Linked DNA regions of Homo sapiens: region 2 is linked to region 1. A link is a loop called in an ENCODE intact Hi-C map of the cell type or tissue named here. Cell type or tissue: PC-3. All regions are shown on one strand. Links, peaks and the distances in the headings refer to the core of each region. The heading gives the core; the rest is flanking DNA. Region 1 overlaps TPRG1 (tumor protein p63 regulated 1). Region 2 has its middle 5.5 kb from the start of TPRG1.

Region 1 (8,495 bases), core at 401-8,400:
TCTATCTTGGGAATCTGAACTGAGAGATACAGAGATACTGCAGTTAGTTTTGAAAGCAGATCTGAAAATTCATGTACAGTCAGGACTAAGTAAATGATTAAAGGTCACAGGCAAGAAGGAAGTAAAGAGGAATGAATATTTATGGTAGCAGAGGGCGCACACCAGTCAGGAGGAAACATGAGGTGTATAGAGAGACACAGGAAGCACGACAGAGACCACTCTTGAGAGAGTAGCTTTTGCTCCTTGTGTCTTTCCAGGTACCAGGAAGCCCAGCTGTGCTGTAGTTCCTGCTCTTAGATTTCTGTGGGATTCCTCAGAGTATTTTTACAACATCGCCTCATCTTGGGTTTGCCTGATCTGGGCTGTGTCCCCTCTACCATACAAGCTGTAACGAACATACTACAGTAGGCAGATCTCTCTGCTGCTTAAAATAATAAAACAATGGAGGTGGCAAGATGTGTACATTTGTGCTATCTTGTCCGTCTGTTCTTCCCTCCTTGCAGCCTCCTTAGAATGGGGTCTTGTTCTCCTGCCAGCTTCCTTGGCTTCTGATCAAGTGAATCCCCTCAAGTGAATTCAGAGGAGGAGAAAGTCGGTCAGGGGTGGGCCTCTTGTTAGCTCCTGGTGTGCTGTAGAGTACTTGAGCTATTCAGTGGTCTTGTGGGAAAGAGAGAAGGATGGGGGCGTGCCCAGATTCTTTACTTTTGTGTAGCATTTAAAATATCCTCTTACTGATGGTAGTGCAGTAGAGAGAGCAAAATTGCCTGGTCCTGTAAGGAAAATAAGTGGGAAAAGCGGCTTGATGGAATGTATGCAGCCTGGGATGAGAGTCAGCTAGCTGGATTCTGGCCTTGGCTCTGTCACTTCATCCATGTCACTTTATTCAGGCTTGGTTGTTCCATCTGTAAAGTGGGGGATCATAACCATTTCACATGAAAAATAGTCATAAATTGCAAAAAAAAAATGTGTTGTGTCCCTGCATGTGATCTGGCTTCTGCCCCAATCTCCCTCCACTCTCTTTGCTCTCTTGCTTCAGTCATGCTGGCCTCCTTTCTGTCTCATGGACCTCCATGGATCCCACCTCAGGGCCTTTGCAACAGCATTTCGCTTTACCTAGAATACTATTCTCCCGGGTATTCTCCTATTTCCTTTTTCTCCAGGTCTCTGTATTGATGTGTCTGTCTCCTTTTGTCTGTGTCCCCTCCTAGAATGTAAGCGCCAGAGGAATAGGGGCTTGTTTTGTTCACCATTATACCACTAGTGCCTGGAGTGCAATAGTGGCTTAATTAATATTTATTGGATCAGTAGGGGGATTACTTCTGGCCTGATTACTTGGTATTGGGTTTCTAAAGAAATGCCTTCTTTATGCCACGTAGTGAGAAGAAGTTCAATCACAAATCAGTAACTTCACTTTTCAGCTATTAATATCATCCTGAGCTGCTGCCCTGTGTCTTCTGATGGGGGCTCGTATTTGCCTCCTCCATTGGCTTCTCTGGCTAGGGTATCTAAATGAATGTAGCATAACTCCTTCAACTGATACTCTCATGAGTTTCCATTTGGATCTTTTTTCCAACTTTTCCAGGTTCTTACTTATAAGGTGTTCCACAGCAGTCACCTGCAAAGGGAACTTTACATATAATGCATGGTCTGTATTTTAAGTCAGAGTAACTTAAGTATAACTTCCAGTAACTTGCAGTATAATAAAAATACAACTAGTTATGCCAGAAAAACTGACAGAAACCTTTTTCTCTTTTCTTCTCTCTCTCATACAAACACCTATAAAACATATATATATATATATATATGCACACACACATACATATGGAATTAATGACTTCTCTTTTAATTTTTTTAGGAAATTAAAATGAAAATATTTTGTATATCCGAAAACTATTATAGGCTTGAGGACTTCTCTTTAAGTAGATTTACTTCACTCACCCCCTCATTAACTCATTTGTTATTCAGTGAATATACAAAGTGTTTAAGGGATTTAGAAGAATCTTCATCATCGTCACCATCATATTAATAACCAACAATATTTGAACATTTTTGTGTGCTTGGTATTGCATTAAATTCTCCGTATGTCATATCTCTTTCATCCTAACAACAGTCCTATGAGGAATACACTATTATTATCTTCATGCTGGAGACGTGAAAACCAAATCTTAGAATGGATAAGTAACTTTTACAAGATTATACAGCTAGTAGGTGGCAGAGCTGCATTTCCAACCCCAGACCTGTGTGATAGAAAGCCCGTCACTGCTCAGGAATCTTGTGCTCATCTGTATTTATCAGGATTGTTGGTGAAGATTAAAAGAGATGATATGTGCATAGCTACTAGCACAATACCTGATCCATAGAAGACCCTCAATATATGGAGGCTTCTGTTGTTATAATCTAAGAAAACTTCATGGCAGAATTATTCCTCAGTTCATGTAAATTTCAGAAGCTTCAAACCTGGTTTGTGTGTGTGTGTGTGTGTGTGTGTGTGTGTTTGGGTGTATATCTATCTCTTTCAACTAAAACTTAATGTTTGTGATTTTTATTGTATTTTTAGAACTTACAAAGCCCTTTGTTTTATAAAGAAAAAAATGGCCACTTTTTTTTTCTGTAATCAACTGGAACAATATGATGGAACTCATGGTAGGACTTTCCTTACTAAAGAGAAAAAGTAGCTTTTAAGGGATACATAAATGGGTGTTTCCAGGTTTTTCCTACCTGTCTTTTATGGGGATACTCTGTCTGTCTTATACTAAGTGCACCTTAAAGAAGTGTTAACAAAATGAATAAATACTCCTGAATAAATACTCCTGAGTCCTTTCCTTGTGAACATTTCAAAGAATCATTCGTACTTTGCAACTTGTGCTTTTCCAACCTTGAGATTTTTACCAAACAGCAGGAAATGAAGGGTTGATAAGATAACCTTTTTCAAGGGCATCGAATAGATACATGGAGTAGCAAGCCCTATGGGCAAGAGGCTGGGAATCTGGGGACCTGAGTTCAGCTTCTGTGGGCTTGAGTTACCATTGTCAAGCCTCGTTACACCACACTACTCTTCCTTACATATTCCCCCTCACATCTCAGAGGATTGTATATTCCTTAATAATGGTATAATATTCTCTCTGTTCCTGGTAATTAGTACAGAGCCTGGTATGTGACTGTCTGCATGGGATAGTGGGGGGAAAAGTGAACTCCAGGGAGTCAAGTCAGGAAACCTGGGAACAGGGAAGGTTGGTGACCATTGGGTTTCTATTAGTATCCTGTGTTTACTTTGAGAGTCCTCTATTTTAAGCAAATTGGAAAGACCCAGGGGAAGAGGAACCAAATGACTGAAAGAAAAATATGTGAATCTGTGGATTAGTTAGCTAAAGGTCTTCCACGACTCCACTTAACTCAGAGGGAGAGAAATTGCTTTCCTTTAGTGCCGTGCATTTTTCATCTGTTTGTGTTTGAAGAGCAAAACAAAATTGGATCCTCTTCAGGGCCTGAAACCCAGTGGGTGATCAGGGAATACGTGTGGAATGAATGATTCAGTTTTTTCCTCCTGGGTTGCTGATTCCTTGTTAGCCAAGATACTATCTTTTCAAGGGCTGGGCTAAGAGGTTTGAAGGGTGCATGAAGGTTGATTTGTAAATTAGGAATAGTAACTATTTAATATAAAGGAAGATACCTCTACTGAGTGTGTATGTGTGTGTGTGTGTGTGTGTGTGTGTGTGTTTGTGTGCAAGAGAGGGAGACAGAGAATAATATTAAAATAAAATCTTTCTTGGAAGGAAATTATTTCCAAACCACAAAATAATTTGACACAGCTTTAAAAGAGCAACTGAAAGTATTGCTGGGCGTGGGACTGGGGCCACTGGGAGGGCATCTGTGATGATTTGAGTAACTGGGTGTGGGCACTGGAAGCTCTCAGGATGGATCCAGCCTGTGATTCCTAGTTGCCTGTTGCCCTCTGCTGGTGAAACTGTTGTCATCCCAGGAAACTGAAGACTCACGAGTTCTCAGGTGCCTTTTTATCTGGGGGAGAACCTAGGCTCCATCTCCTCAATTGGGGAAGTGATAATGGTGCTGAGGAAAAGTGGCAACTGGAAGAGATGCACAGACTCCTTCGCCAGGGAAGACGGGCTCTCACAACAGAGGGAATGGATCTCATGGTTCTATATTTTTCATTCTGTGACCTGCTCATTTGTTGAGCCCTTACTCTCTCTTTGACTCTTTGCTGAGCACAGTGAGGAGACACAGATAAAAATAAAGCACTGATTCTACACTAGAGAGGCATCCATTTAATATGCGTGGAGGGAGGAATGGGTAGGATAGAAAGCACTGTAACATAGAGAAAACTGTGATTAGGGCCACAACTGAAGCACTGATAGAGGCATGTGCACATTGATTGATTGATTGATTGAAGGAGACAGGGTCTCATTTTGTACCCCAGGCTGGAGTGCAGTGGTGCTACAATAGCTCACTGCAACCTCAAACTCCCGGACTGAAGTGGCCCTCTCACCTTGGCCTCTCAGGTAGCTGGGACTATAGCCGCGGACCAACACACCCAGCTATCTTTCTTATTTTTTTATTTTTAGTAGAGACAAGGTCTCCCTGTGTTGCCCAGGCTGGTCTCAAACTCCTGGGCTCAAGTGAGCCTCCCACCTCAACCTCTCAAAGTGTTGAGATTACAGGCCTGAGCCACCACGCTTGGCCTTGTGCATATTTAAAGGGAGGAAAGATATTAGCCACTTGTGGGTAGGGGAGGTGAGGGTAAGTTTCCATGGAATAGACAGCATTTAAGCTGCAAACCTATGGATGGGTAATTTATTTAAAAAATGCCACTGATATCAAAAAGTTTAATGTGTTTATGGTCAGAAAAAGTAAACTCTGGCAAATAAAAGCATAAAAAGTAATAAAAGTCACCTGAAATTCCACCACTTACAAATAATCACTGTTAACATTTTGATATGTGGATTATTTTGTTGTTGATACAAAATCGGAAGGATACCGCAGGTAACATTCTGTATCCTGCTCTTTCTCACTATTTTGGCATGAACATTTCCGCAATGTTACTGATTGTTTATTGACAGAAAATACGTTATTTTGTGGGGTACTATTGCAATATATAAACCTGAAAGTCGGGTTCCCCAAACAGCATGAACCAAGGCATATAGGTTGTGCAGTGCCAGGATAGCTTGTGTTTTTAGTAATTCATTTCAGAAGTATGTTTTGGATACTACAACCTTGGAGACACAAGGCTAAGAACTGAATTTGTATTTTCAGAGTTTACAGTATAGGAGGGGAGACAGACATTAATTATGTAATCATAGAAATAACTATACAATAGCATCCAAGGTAAGTACCATAAGTGGGAAATATGTGTGGTCTGAAAGTGTATATCAGAAAGAAGACAAGTAGCCACAGAGGTTTGAGAAGGCTTGCTGGAGTAAAGGGTAATGGAGCTCAGCTCTGTCAGAGTTAACTAGGTGGAGATTCATGAACAACATTGCCAGCAGAGGGAACAGCATGTACAAAGGCCTTTAAGTTGGAGGGGGCACAGTGAATACAAGGATCTGAAAGAAGATAAAGGAAATGGAGTGGAGGGACTTGGCCTGAGAGGGAATTGAAGAAGTAGGTAGAGCTTGACCCTGCAGAAACTTTTAGACCAGGGTAAGGTTTTTGTAATTTCTCAGAAAAGCAAGAACTGTTGAAGTGTTTTGAACCAGGGTAGGGCGGTAAAGATGAGGTTTGCTTTTTTTTTTTTTTTTTCCAAAGGATCCCCTCACTGCAGTAGGGTGAAGGGATTGGAAGGCAGCAAGAGTATATGTAAGTAAATCAGGTTTGGGTGACTAGTAACCCAAGCCTAGAGTGAGAGTGATTGCAATCATCTAGGCAGCAGATGATGAAAGACTGAATTAGAAGAGTGAAAGGGAAGATGGAGAGAGGTGGGTGGTGTTGACATCTTTATCTTAGGAGTAAAATTTGTAGGACTAGGCATGGAATGTGAGGAAATACGGTGAGTCTGAATGACTCCCAGGTCTCTAGCTTGAATAACTGGATGGAGGGAGGGTTCTTCCCCAAGCTAGGGGACACTGAAAGGGGACAAGGGCGGAAAAAGACAGTCTTGATTGTTGTTCTGAAGAAGTTTGCTAGAAGGAAAAATTCTAGGAATGGTGTGTCTCATCACATCAGCTTCTTGCAGAGGTTGGTTTTACCATGTTTACAAACCACACTGAAGGGTCCACTTTTGAAAGGTTGGTAGTACTGAGGAGAAAGCAAACACTATGCCTGGATATGGTGTCTCAGTACCTGTGTCGAGTCCCTGCACCACTGTTTGTTGGGTGCAGAGCATTGAACAAGTCATTTTAAGGATCTGTAGACCTTAGTTTGTCTTCAAAATGAGGGTAATAACATTTAGACCAAAGGGTTCTTGTGAAGATTAAAGGACAATGTTGATATTCAAGGACCTTGTAAACCTTTCTGAGCTGTACAAACACAATATATCTTTATTCCTATATTTGTTGTTATTGCCACTTAAAGCTCAATGCTATTAATGTTTGGAATATGCAATTTAATGTTTCTCCATGAGTTCTTAGGGGAGAAAGTGTGAATGATGTCTAAATAAATCAATACACAACCCAGGAACTTGAGATGGTGGCCCCAAACTATTTATAAGCCTGTATGTTTACTTGAATTTAGATATTCCTGACATGTAAATTATGCAGAGTTTGTGTCAGAGCAGAGCACTCTGTATTCCTAAAAAGAATCCTCCTTTTTTTCTGAATCCTTTACCTTTTAAAATACATCTCATTATGGAGTGCTGACATTTTCAGTAAAACCATTCAACCAAAAGCTGCAGTTTTTTTAGACTAAAACAAGTCTGGTTTATTAGGCAGCAGCTTATAACTTACTGCTAAGTAGATGCAATCTATTTAGGGAAGTTTATGTAGATATCTGATAAGAAATTTTAGTCTTCATCTCTTTCTGACTAAGACTGAGAATGTCAAGCAGACTCTCAAGAATTTCCTCTTTCTCTCAAAGTGGAGGAGGAGGAGGTGACTATCACTGTTTGGAGGTGAGTATCCACTGGATGGAAACTGTTGAACCAAGACTTAAACTTTATGCCATTTCCTTTCACAATACCACTAACTGTACTATGGTATTCTAGCTGAGTGATTTTGGCCATAACCTTCTTCAAAGGGTTGTGGTAAGATATAGAACTAATACTTATGAATATATAATGGCAGGCATATACTAGGACCTCAATTAATGACCTCATTCTTCTTTTCTTCCTTTTTCTGCTTCTCCTTTCTTTCTTTCACTTCTGTCTCCCTTTTTCTGTCCTTTGTATCTTCTTCTCTGTGTCCTCCTATTGATTCAACTCCTAACTGCATCTTGCCTATCTGTCTTTAGACTGCACTGTGAAGTGGTACATAATTGGGTTACCCAAGTCACTTAGTGACACAGGTCCCTTCCAGCAATAGTAACAGCTAACTTATAAAGCCTTAACAGAGAATTATTTCTTTTAATCTTCTCCCCAAATGGATGATGTGAGTACTAGTATTGTCTTCATTTCACAGACGTGGAACCTGGGCCATAGAAAGGTTAAAAGTCCAATATTACAGAGTTAGTAAGTGATAAAGCTGCAGATTTCCACCTCCAGCCTCACACCACCAAAAGTCTCCCAAAATGGTGATAACTGGAACTTATTTATCCACTCAATAGATATGTATTTACTGCAGGCTATTTGACTGAAGGGGATGGAGTGAATAGCCCAACAGACACAGTCTCTGCCTTCATGGAACACACATACACACACATGCACACACACGCACACACACACACGCACTCACACACACAGGGTTGGTGCTCAGCCTACTCAGCTTGTACTTATTAGCATTTCCCTACCTTCAGTATTGTGGTGTATATTCTGATTGGTCAGTGCCCACATGGTACCCATTGCTAAGCATTTTATACTTCATTTCTTCTTACAAACTGTGATAAATGCTGCAAAGAGGAAAATATGTCTGCTTTGAGAAAATACAATGAGGCCAAGTTTATACAGGAGTTTAGGAAATCCTCTTTGAATGAGGCATTTGAACCATGACTTGAACAATGAGTGGTTTCAGCGTACTCTGAGATGACCCTGAGTAGAGGCCGGATTATACAGGCGTGTAGTCCATGTTATGAACCTAAAATCAAGGGGATGCTATTTAATAAAGTGAACAAGGAGTGACATCATTCAGTTTGTATGTTAAGAATTGCACTGTGGTTACTGTGTGGAGAATGGTGAGAATGGGGTGTCCATGCCATTTACACATTAGATTGATTCTGTGTGGTGAGGATTTAGACATGAATTGGTCATCAATCAACATTTTCAGTTTTTTAGGGAAAAACAAAACATGTACCAAAACAATTCTAGTGTAAGTCTCGAAGTGCTGTATCCTAAAGGCTACAGTAGGCAGATAGCAAAAGTGCTGTCGGTCTGGGGAATTATGAACCATGTTCAC
Region 2 (8,495 bases), core at 394-8,393, 67 kb before region 1:
TGGGATTACAGGCATGAGCCATCGCACCCAGCCGAAGAAGGACCATTCTAAGAAAAGCAGGGGGATAGCAGCTTGTGAGACATATTTGGGAAATGCTGACAGTTTAGTTTGGCTGAAGAATATGATATGCACAAAGAAACGATGGGGAATAAGGGTGAAGCACTGTTGTTACGAGTCTTTAATGACAGGATAATAATTTTGTACTCAGTTTGATTTGCAATAAGGAAACATTGAAAGCTTTTTTGAACAGGAGGGTAAGTAATATGACAATGAAGATACAATGAGTTGGTATCAGAATTTGGAAGTGGTGGGGTTTACATCTGGCTCTAGCAACAGCCAGATAATAACATTTGGGTCTTTGATGGCTGCTATGGAAGAGAGAGAAAGACAGCATTTCATGTTCCAAATCAAAAGGACAGTAAAGCTAAAGACAGAGGTAGAAAACCCTAGGAGATCACTGAAAAACAGATTAATCCAGGTTGCTCTATACATAAGATACACGTGGGGAAATTTGGAGAGAGAACCAGATCTCTCTCTGTGCCCAATTTTCCCACCTATAAAATTTCAATAACATATAATACCTTCATTAGAGAGTTATTGTAGAAACTAACTGATTAATATTTGTAAGGTGTTTACCGCAGTTTCTGGCACATGATAAGCACTATATAAGTATTTGTTAAATAATTAGAAATAAATTTAAAACACAAGTTGATTTAACATAGAGTTCTTAGGCTGGGTGTGGTGGCTCACACCTGTAATCCCAGTACTTTAGGAGGCCCAGGCGGGTGGGTCACCTGAGGTCAGGAGTTCGAGACAAGCCTGGCCAACATGGTGAAACCTGGTCTCTACTAAAAATACAAAAAATTAGCTGGGCACGGTGCCAGGTGCCTGTAATCCCAGCTACTTGGGAGGCTGAGGCAGGAGAATCACTTGAACCCAGGAGGTGGAGGGTGCAGCGAGCCAAGATGGCACCATTGCACTGCAGCCTGGGCGACAAGAGAGAAACTCCGTCTCAAAAAACGAAGCAAAACAAAAAAACATGGGGTTCTTACTTTTTTCTCTGACTATTTCTCTCTGAGACATTGATTCATCTTGATAACACCTTGCTTTAGTTGGTATTTTAAATAAAATTTTGATATGTGTTAGCTCAAGTTATCTGTGTTATGATTCAATACAGAACCGTGATCAACTCTGACACGGGCCAGCTAATCTGAAGACATTTAAAAATGTCAAGCTTGTTATAGCCAATTGTTTTGGTTATTGTGATGATTTACCGGTTTTAGGCTTAAAACCCTAACATTCATAGGAGATAAACCTGTTTCTTTAATGAAATGACGACTTTTACGGGGCAACAAGTTTCCTTGAAAAGGAAATACGGGACTGAAGTTAAAATTAAAGATATGACTTTACAGCTCTCTGTGCCTTAGTTTCCCGGAATGTAAAATTAAGGAATTAGGCTTCTATGTGTGCCATTAGGGCTTCTCCACAACTTTACAGGTACCTCCAATATATTCCCGAATAGCAGTGGAGTTGCCGGGGTTGGGCTGGAGTGGGCACCCTTTGGCTCTACCCTCTTGGCTCTGCTTGTCTAGCAGGGCAGTCCCTGAGGCACGCTGGAAACCCCGCCGAGAATCATTCTGAAAACAATTGGATAAGATGATACCTTTAGCTAATAGTCTTTGGTTCTCAAAAAATATGCATTTTTTTTTCAAATAAGGTAAACTTTTTGCATAATAAACAAATAAATAAGACATATATACCTACATGCATTTTACTTGTATTTTACATGAAGTTGGGAACTTTGCTACTTAAATGGAACTCATGGTAAAAGAGAAGATTCTTTTATAATGTGAACAATTGTTTCTTCATGTCTTTGTTTTCTAAATTCTGAGTTTTACTCTTTTTCTTTTTCTTTTTTTTTGAGACAGAGTCTCACTCTGTCACCCAGGCTGGAGTGCAGTGGTGCGATCTCCACTCACTGCAACATCCACCTTACAGGTTCAAGCGATTCTCCTGCCTTAGCCTCCTGAGCAGCTGGGACTACAGGTGCCCACCATCATGCCTGGCTAATTTTTGTATTTTTGTAGAGACGGGGTTTCACCATGTTGGCCTGGGTAGTCTTGAACTCCTGATCTTAGGTGATCCACCCGCCTCGGCCTCCCAAAGTACTGGGATTACAGGCGTGAGCCACCAAGCCTGGCCCCTACTTTTTTTCTTAAATTGGGACAATTTTTGGCTCGAAACACAGTTGTGAAAACCTAGGATACTAGCTTCTTTGTTCATTATCTACTTTTCTAGTCATTGCATTTGTTATTCTTTTTACCTCTTTTGAAAATTGAAATAAGCTAAAAAAAAAAATAAAAGCTTCCCTTTTTTTTAAAAAAAAAAGGTATCTGAAATTTCACAAAGTATGCTGGCATCACAGCATTCCATGAATATTTAATCATCATCATCAAGACAGGAGGTTGGAGAAAAAAATCAGGTTGTGATATTTGGGAACAGCAGGTGTGGGAAGGAGGGTGTTGACATCCTCTGAAAACGGATATGGCATGTTGTGTGGCAGGTTCCCTCCACAGCTCCCATGTCCCCCTGGGGTCCCAAACGTGCTTTAAGAAAACTCTGAGGAGCTGGAGCTTGTCCTCAGCCTTCATGTGGCAGAGTATCCCTGGAAATGGGGATGGGCTTTGCTGAACTCCTTTCCTTCACAAAAACCTCCACGATTTCTCTTTTCTGGGCCTTTGTACAATGTAGCTAGCTCCAGCCCCCATCTCTGTGCATTTTTACCCTTATTACTGTTGTTAAGCAAGAACCTCTTTCATGTGTAGTAAGTCAGCAAGAGTACAGATATCCAGCTATGAGGATTTGGGATGGAGGGTAATGAAACTTTGAGTTTACCTAGGAACGTTTATATCATACAGTGAGGAGCAATGTAAAAATGAAAGAATCGTGGGTCATTCATGTACAGATTACTTGCCTTCTAACCTTACCACACCCTCAACTTTGCCTGCCGCCCAGTGTTCCAGACACACAGGTTTTACTGCTGTTTCCTTACAGCAAGACTGATTCACCCTACAGGTTCTTGCCCCTGAGCTTTTGTACAGTCTATTCTGGGTTGGAGTTTTCTAAATGACTGTCACGATAGATGGAGAAACTGTAACACTCTGGTTCTCAAACTTTTATGTGCATAACAGCCATCTGGCAAGGCTTGTTGACATGGAGATTTCTAGGCCTACCCCCAGAGATTCTAATCCAGTAAATCAAGGGGCCTGGGCATGTGCATTTTTAATATGAGGTTCTCAGGCAGGTGTCCAGGGACCTGCGCATCAAATGCTGTCTTCGGGGTGAGAGGCTCTTTCTGGACACTAAAGGCTGCCCTGGCATGAAGATCCAGGCTGATACTGGAGTCATAAGCCCTGGACTCTGGGCCTGTCTTTGATTCAGGCTGCTCACTGCACTGGGGGTGGGACTATTATTTGTGTGACAGTGGAGTAAGTTTTTCCCCTGTGGACCCCAAAGATGCAGAAAGGGGGAAAGAATCCAAAATTACTGCCAAGAGGTGGAAACTGCTCACCGTGTGATTCAGGTGGCCATTGAGTGTTGCCAATATGGAAAATCTCTTAGGCTACAGGAACAGAGGCAGGGCTGTAACTGGTCAGGGACTAAGACAGACAAAAGGAAGATTCCCTCCCTCTCCCCAGGTGATTTGGGCTCTCTGGAAACCCAGAGAGCAGTCGCAGTTCAAAAGAAATCATCAAATGTCAAGACAGAATCACTGAGTAGAGTCCCCAACAACATAATAAAGATGAAAATTAAACATAAACTTCTTGGCTAAGCATTCCAGACCCTCAATAACATGGCCTTGGCCTTAGAGGCCACCATTTCCCTTTAAACTTCAGACATTCCAAGAGAACAGAGCATTCAGTGTCTTCAAATGGGAATTCAAGGGACTGTGTTGATAGATGAGTGCCATAGGATCTTCCTCTCTGGTTCAACTCCTATGGTCCAAACTCAAGTTTTTGAATTGAACTGTTTTGTTGTTTTCATTACGTTGCCATGCCAACTTAGGTTCTAGAGTGTAATCTTACTTTAAAAATCAATCCTTAAGTGGGGACACTGACATGGAGGTGATAACAGTTTGATACTTAGTAGCATAGAATGACAACCTAGAAGAGACCTCACTTTGAGCACGTCCAAACTGCTTTAATTTGCTGACAAGGAAGCCAAAGGATACCGAGGGAAACTTGCATAAGGGTATACTTGACCGAGCACACCCAGGGAGTTAGTCAACTAGGGAAGTAACTCTCCATGCCTACAGAGAAATGCATAATACCTTTTATCCTAACTAGTATCCCTGATACTTTCCTTGGTGTCTCAGCGTTTCAAAAGCCTATCTTATTTGCATTGTAATTTATCACTAGCTCTTCGTTTGTGTGTTTAAATTTTGTCAAGGTTCTTCTTCCTTCTTTAATTTCTTCCCTGATGAGACATGTAAAATGCCTCAAGCTGTTAGGAGAAGAACTTTAGGTAGGAAGAAAAAAATAATCCAATGGTAATAGTTTCATCTTACTGAGGTTTTTAAAGATCAGGGTCATTTTCAATTTAATTCGACCATATATTGGGTATCCGAGTCTGCCGGTGACTGAACTGGGGGTGGGACTCTTATTTGTGTGACAGAGGAGTAACTTCTTCCCCTGTGGACCCCAAAGATGCAGAAACGGGGAGATAATCCAAAATTAATGCCAAGAAGAGGTGGGAGCTGCTCACAGTGTGAACTGGCCTCAGCCCATTCTCTAATAGAAGCGGTGTTTTTTTCTCTGATGAAGGTGGGCTGTGGTGGTTGCCTGAGTCGGCTGTGAGATTCCATCTAGCTCTTGACATTGAGAGGTGACTGGATGGTTTCCACATCCACTCCAGCGTAACCCACACTTCCTCCTGAGCCCTGTGAACAGGGAGGAGCCCAGGTGCTTAGCAGGAATGGTGAGCCACACCCCAGGTATGAGTCAGACCTCCCATCCAGCAAGATGGGGAAGGGTGATGGGGTGGAGACTGTGGCAAGTTTCACATTCTCCCGCCTTGTCTTTTCTTTGATTTATATTTGTAAGGAAGGGCATTTCAAAGTGAAGCTCTGCCTTATGGGGAGCCCTTCTCCCTGCCATGAATGGCTGGCAAAGTACACCCTTGTTTTCCTTTTCCTGGTTCTTTCTTAGTTCTCTGTTGCTTTGGGGGAGTGCAAGTGTAAGAGTAGGGGCAGGACTGGTTTGTGAGGCCAAGTGCAAAGTGAAAATCCAGCCTCCTTGTTCAAGAACTATTAAGAATTTCAACATGACAACAGCAGAACAAAACCAAGCACAAGGCCCTTCTACCTGCAGGCCTGTGTAACTGCACGAGTTGCATGCCCATGAAGCCATTCTTGGTTGGGGTGGATCAGAAAGTCAGGTGAGGATCTGGAGTGGAGGACCCTCACTGGGTCTCAAACCAAAGCTAAAAACATACAAGAATTCTTCCCCATCTGTAATGAGTGTGAAAAATGGTGCAACATTAGCAGATTGGTATCCAGAGAGTCTCGAAGTATTGCACTTACTTCGAGATTCTGTGGCTGTCAAGAGCAGACCTTATTTTGCAAAGGAGAAAGAGAGGCCAAGATAGAAGAGACGATCCTCTGAAGGTCACATTGCTTGTTAGTGGCAGAATGGGAACTAAATCTTAGGCTTTCTAACTTCCATGCCAGTGCCCTTTTTAGCCCTCAGTGAACCTGTGCGACAATGAAATTGTTCTCTTTCATTGCGGATAAAATTGGAACTTGGAAATAAGAGTGAGATGCAGGGAAGGAAATGAGATCAATGATAAATGAATGGAGAAAACAAAACAGTTTAGGAAGCCAAAGCAGTTTGTCTGAGTCCTATCTGATACACAACATACAGCAAAGCAGACAAATGTGTATGTGGCAAAACAAAACTGGAGGAAGCAGATATTTTCAAATAAAATATGCATATTTCCAACCAGCCTTGAGCTCATCTGATAAGGGACAGATTGTCCGGAGTAAATAGAGAGAGAAAAAAAGATGCTTTGGGCTGAATTTAGTCCCTTGTCAAAAGCAGAAGGGGCTTTTTGTTTCTCCTTCTCTGAAATGTCACCTCTCTAGCTGTGAGGCCTTGTAGGGCTGTGAAGGAAAACAGAGTAGTTTGTATATTCATTCGTTTACTCATCCACCCATCCGTCAAAGTAGGTATCTTTTGAGTACCTACTATTGGCATTGTACTGTGCTAGATTCTAAAAAGAATGTCTTGTTTAAGACATGGTCCTTATCTTTAAAGAGGGTAGACAGATGCATATTGGGGAAGAAAACTAACTATAAGAGGGCGGTACTAGTGACGTGTGTGGTGTACTATTGGAACGCAAGAGAAGGGGAAATTCATATTGCTTAGTACCTGTTCACTTCAAAAGCTGCTGCCAGTATCTGTTCATTGTCATTGAACTCCTCTTTCCCAAAAGACTCCTGGGACAAGGGGTGTATCTGGGGAGTTGGGATATGGGATTCTTGTAGACAGTACCTATTTACCCCCAGTGATGCATGTTTATTTACCAATTTTTATCTGCATGATCCACTATGAGGGAGACCTGGACATGAGGTGATTCTGGTTCATACCTGACCAGGATCCATGCCACCTGTACTTCCTCCTGCCCATCTGCTGCCCCAGGCAGTGTGTAAGAGAACAGCCCTGCTGAGTCCAGGGAGGAGACTAGCTTGTGTGATCATCAGGATGTCACTCCATCCCCATTTGAAAAATGGCAGAAGAGGGGTTCTAACATACCAGTGTTTCCTAACCTAAATAAGTAACAACATACGTTATTTCTCATAGACACTAGAGCTGAATGAGAAGAGGAAGAACAATAATTTGTAAAAGCTATTATTATTATTATTTGAGATGGAGTCTCACTCTGGTGCCCAGGCTGGAGTGCAGTGGAGCGATCTTGGCTCACTGCAACCTCCGCCTCCTGGGCTTAAGCGATTCTCCTGCCTCAGCCTCCCATGTAGCTGGGATTACAGGGGCCCGCCACTGCGCCCGGCTAATTTTTGTATTTTTAGTAGAGACAGGGTTTCACCATGTTGGCCACGCTGGTCTTGAACTCCTGACCTCAGATGATCCGCTCACCTCGGCCTCCCAAAGTGCTGGGATTACAGGCATGAGCCACCAGGCCCGGCCTGTAAAGGTTATTATAGAAGAGAGAGAAGAGACAGGACACAGAGAGAAATGATCTCTGAAGGCCAATCTGGTAAAAATTATTCTGTGCTTCCCTGCTCCTTGGCTGTTGAGCATGTCCTCTACTGGGAGATCTGTACATAGCCTTTGCTATGCCTGGAAATACAGACATGAAGTGAATTCTTATATATAGCCATATGTTCTGTCATAGTATTGCTTCACATTCATACCAATACTTTGAATTTTACAAAGCTCTTATCACCTCCAGGAGCTCATTTTCTCCCTCAACAGCCCAGGGAGGTTGGTGGGATCTGTACTGTAACTCCCATTGCACGGAAGAGGCAATCAAGGCTTGGGGAAAACTAAGCTACTTGCCTCTGATCCCAGTGAGCAGCTGAGCAGGGACCAGAGCTGAGGTTTTCCGTGTGGCATTACTCCTACTGCTTGTGCCCCTCCTGGATGTATTATGTTACTGCAGGCTGCAGTATGGCGGAGCTCAGCATGAGCTGGGAGGAGTGTTCAGTGGCCGCTGGAAACCTAACGATAATTAGATGGATGCCGTGTGAACAATTGATGTCTTTTCACAGAGTTTCTTGCCCTTTAAAATAGCATACTTCAAACAGCAGTGCATTGCTTAGTCCTTCTCTTAAGAGACCAGGCTGGGATCCAGCATGTCTCCACTCCTCCTGCCTTTTGTGCCCCCACCCTGAGCTGTCATAAAGACATTTGGAGCTGAGTGGGAACGGTATTTGCCTCGCAATTATTTCTAATTGCCCTGTAGTTTTGTGGCGTCTAAGTGGTGTGACCTAGATACCGGTTCTGTAAAACTCTCTTTTCAGCCTGGGGTCTGTATTAGGGAGGGGGCATAAATCAGTTTGATCAGGTAACTGTGGCTGAGTCCATCTCACCAATAACATTTATACCCAACTCTACCATCTGTGCTTGTTGAAATCCTGGCTCTTCTTAACAGCCCGGATCTAATGCCGCCTCCACCGCTGTGCAGCCTTCCTGGAGTTGCTCCCTCCTCTGGATTACCATAGTACTTGTTAGGATCCTGTCTGTGGTGCTCATCATCTTCTATATCGTGCAATGCTAATTCACTTACAAATTTTATCTTCTTGAGCTCCTTATGCCAGAGAATGTGTTTGGTTCCTTTTCATATCCTTGTCTATGTGGATAACTGAGAAAGCTCAAGGTAGTTGCTCAGTTAACTACTGTTGAGTTAGTATACATGACGTCCTCGACACGGTGGAAGCAGGTAAAAGGACTGTTTATTCATTGTGACCTCTCCTG

The links. Peaks named below come from ENCODE experiments on the same cell type or tissue, not always from the same donor. Only the 100,000 strongest peaks of a DNase experiment are listed, where the experiment ranks them.
Region 2: a loop joins it to region 1, with 3 times the contacts of the local background. A loop is called at or near these places in 5 of 110 quality-filtered maps.

Annotation. Positions count from the first base shown.
Region 1 is chr3:189,229,481-189,237,975 of GRCh38, forward strand. All of the region lies in intron 3 of TPRG1 (tumor protein p63 regulated 1), which reads left to right. Among named protein-coding and RNA genes, the nearest start is that of TPRG1-AS2, 6.9 kb to the right of the region's middle. In PC-3, for the core only: a CTCF peak has its summit at 3,969 (motif pointing left); a DNase peak (open chromatin) is centred at 3,941.
Region 2 is chr3:189,162,260-189,170,754 of GRCh38, forward strand. It overlaps a transcript of TPRG1 not described here. Among named protein-coding and RNA genes, the nearest start is that of TPRG1, 5.5 kb to the right of the region's middle. RefSeq lists an enhancer at 4,219-5,418. In PC-3, for the core only: no CTCF peak of the experiment used is centred there; a DNase peak (open chromatin) is centred at 4,962; H3K27ac peaks cover 364 bases.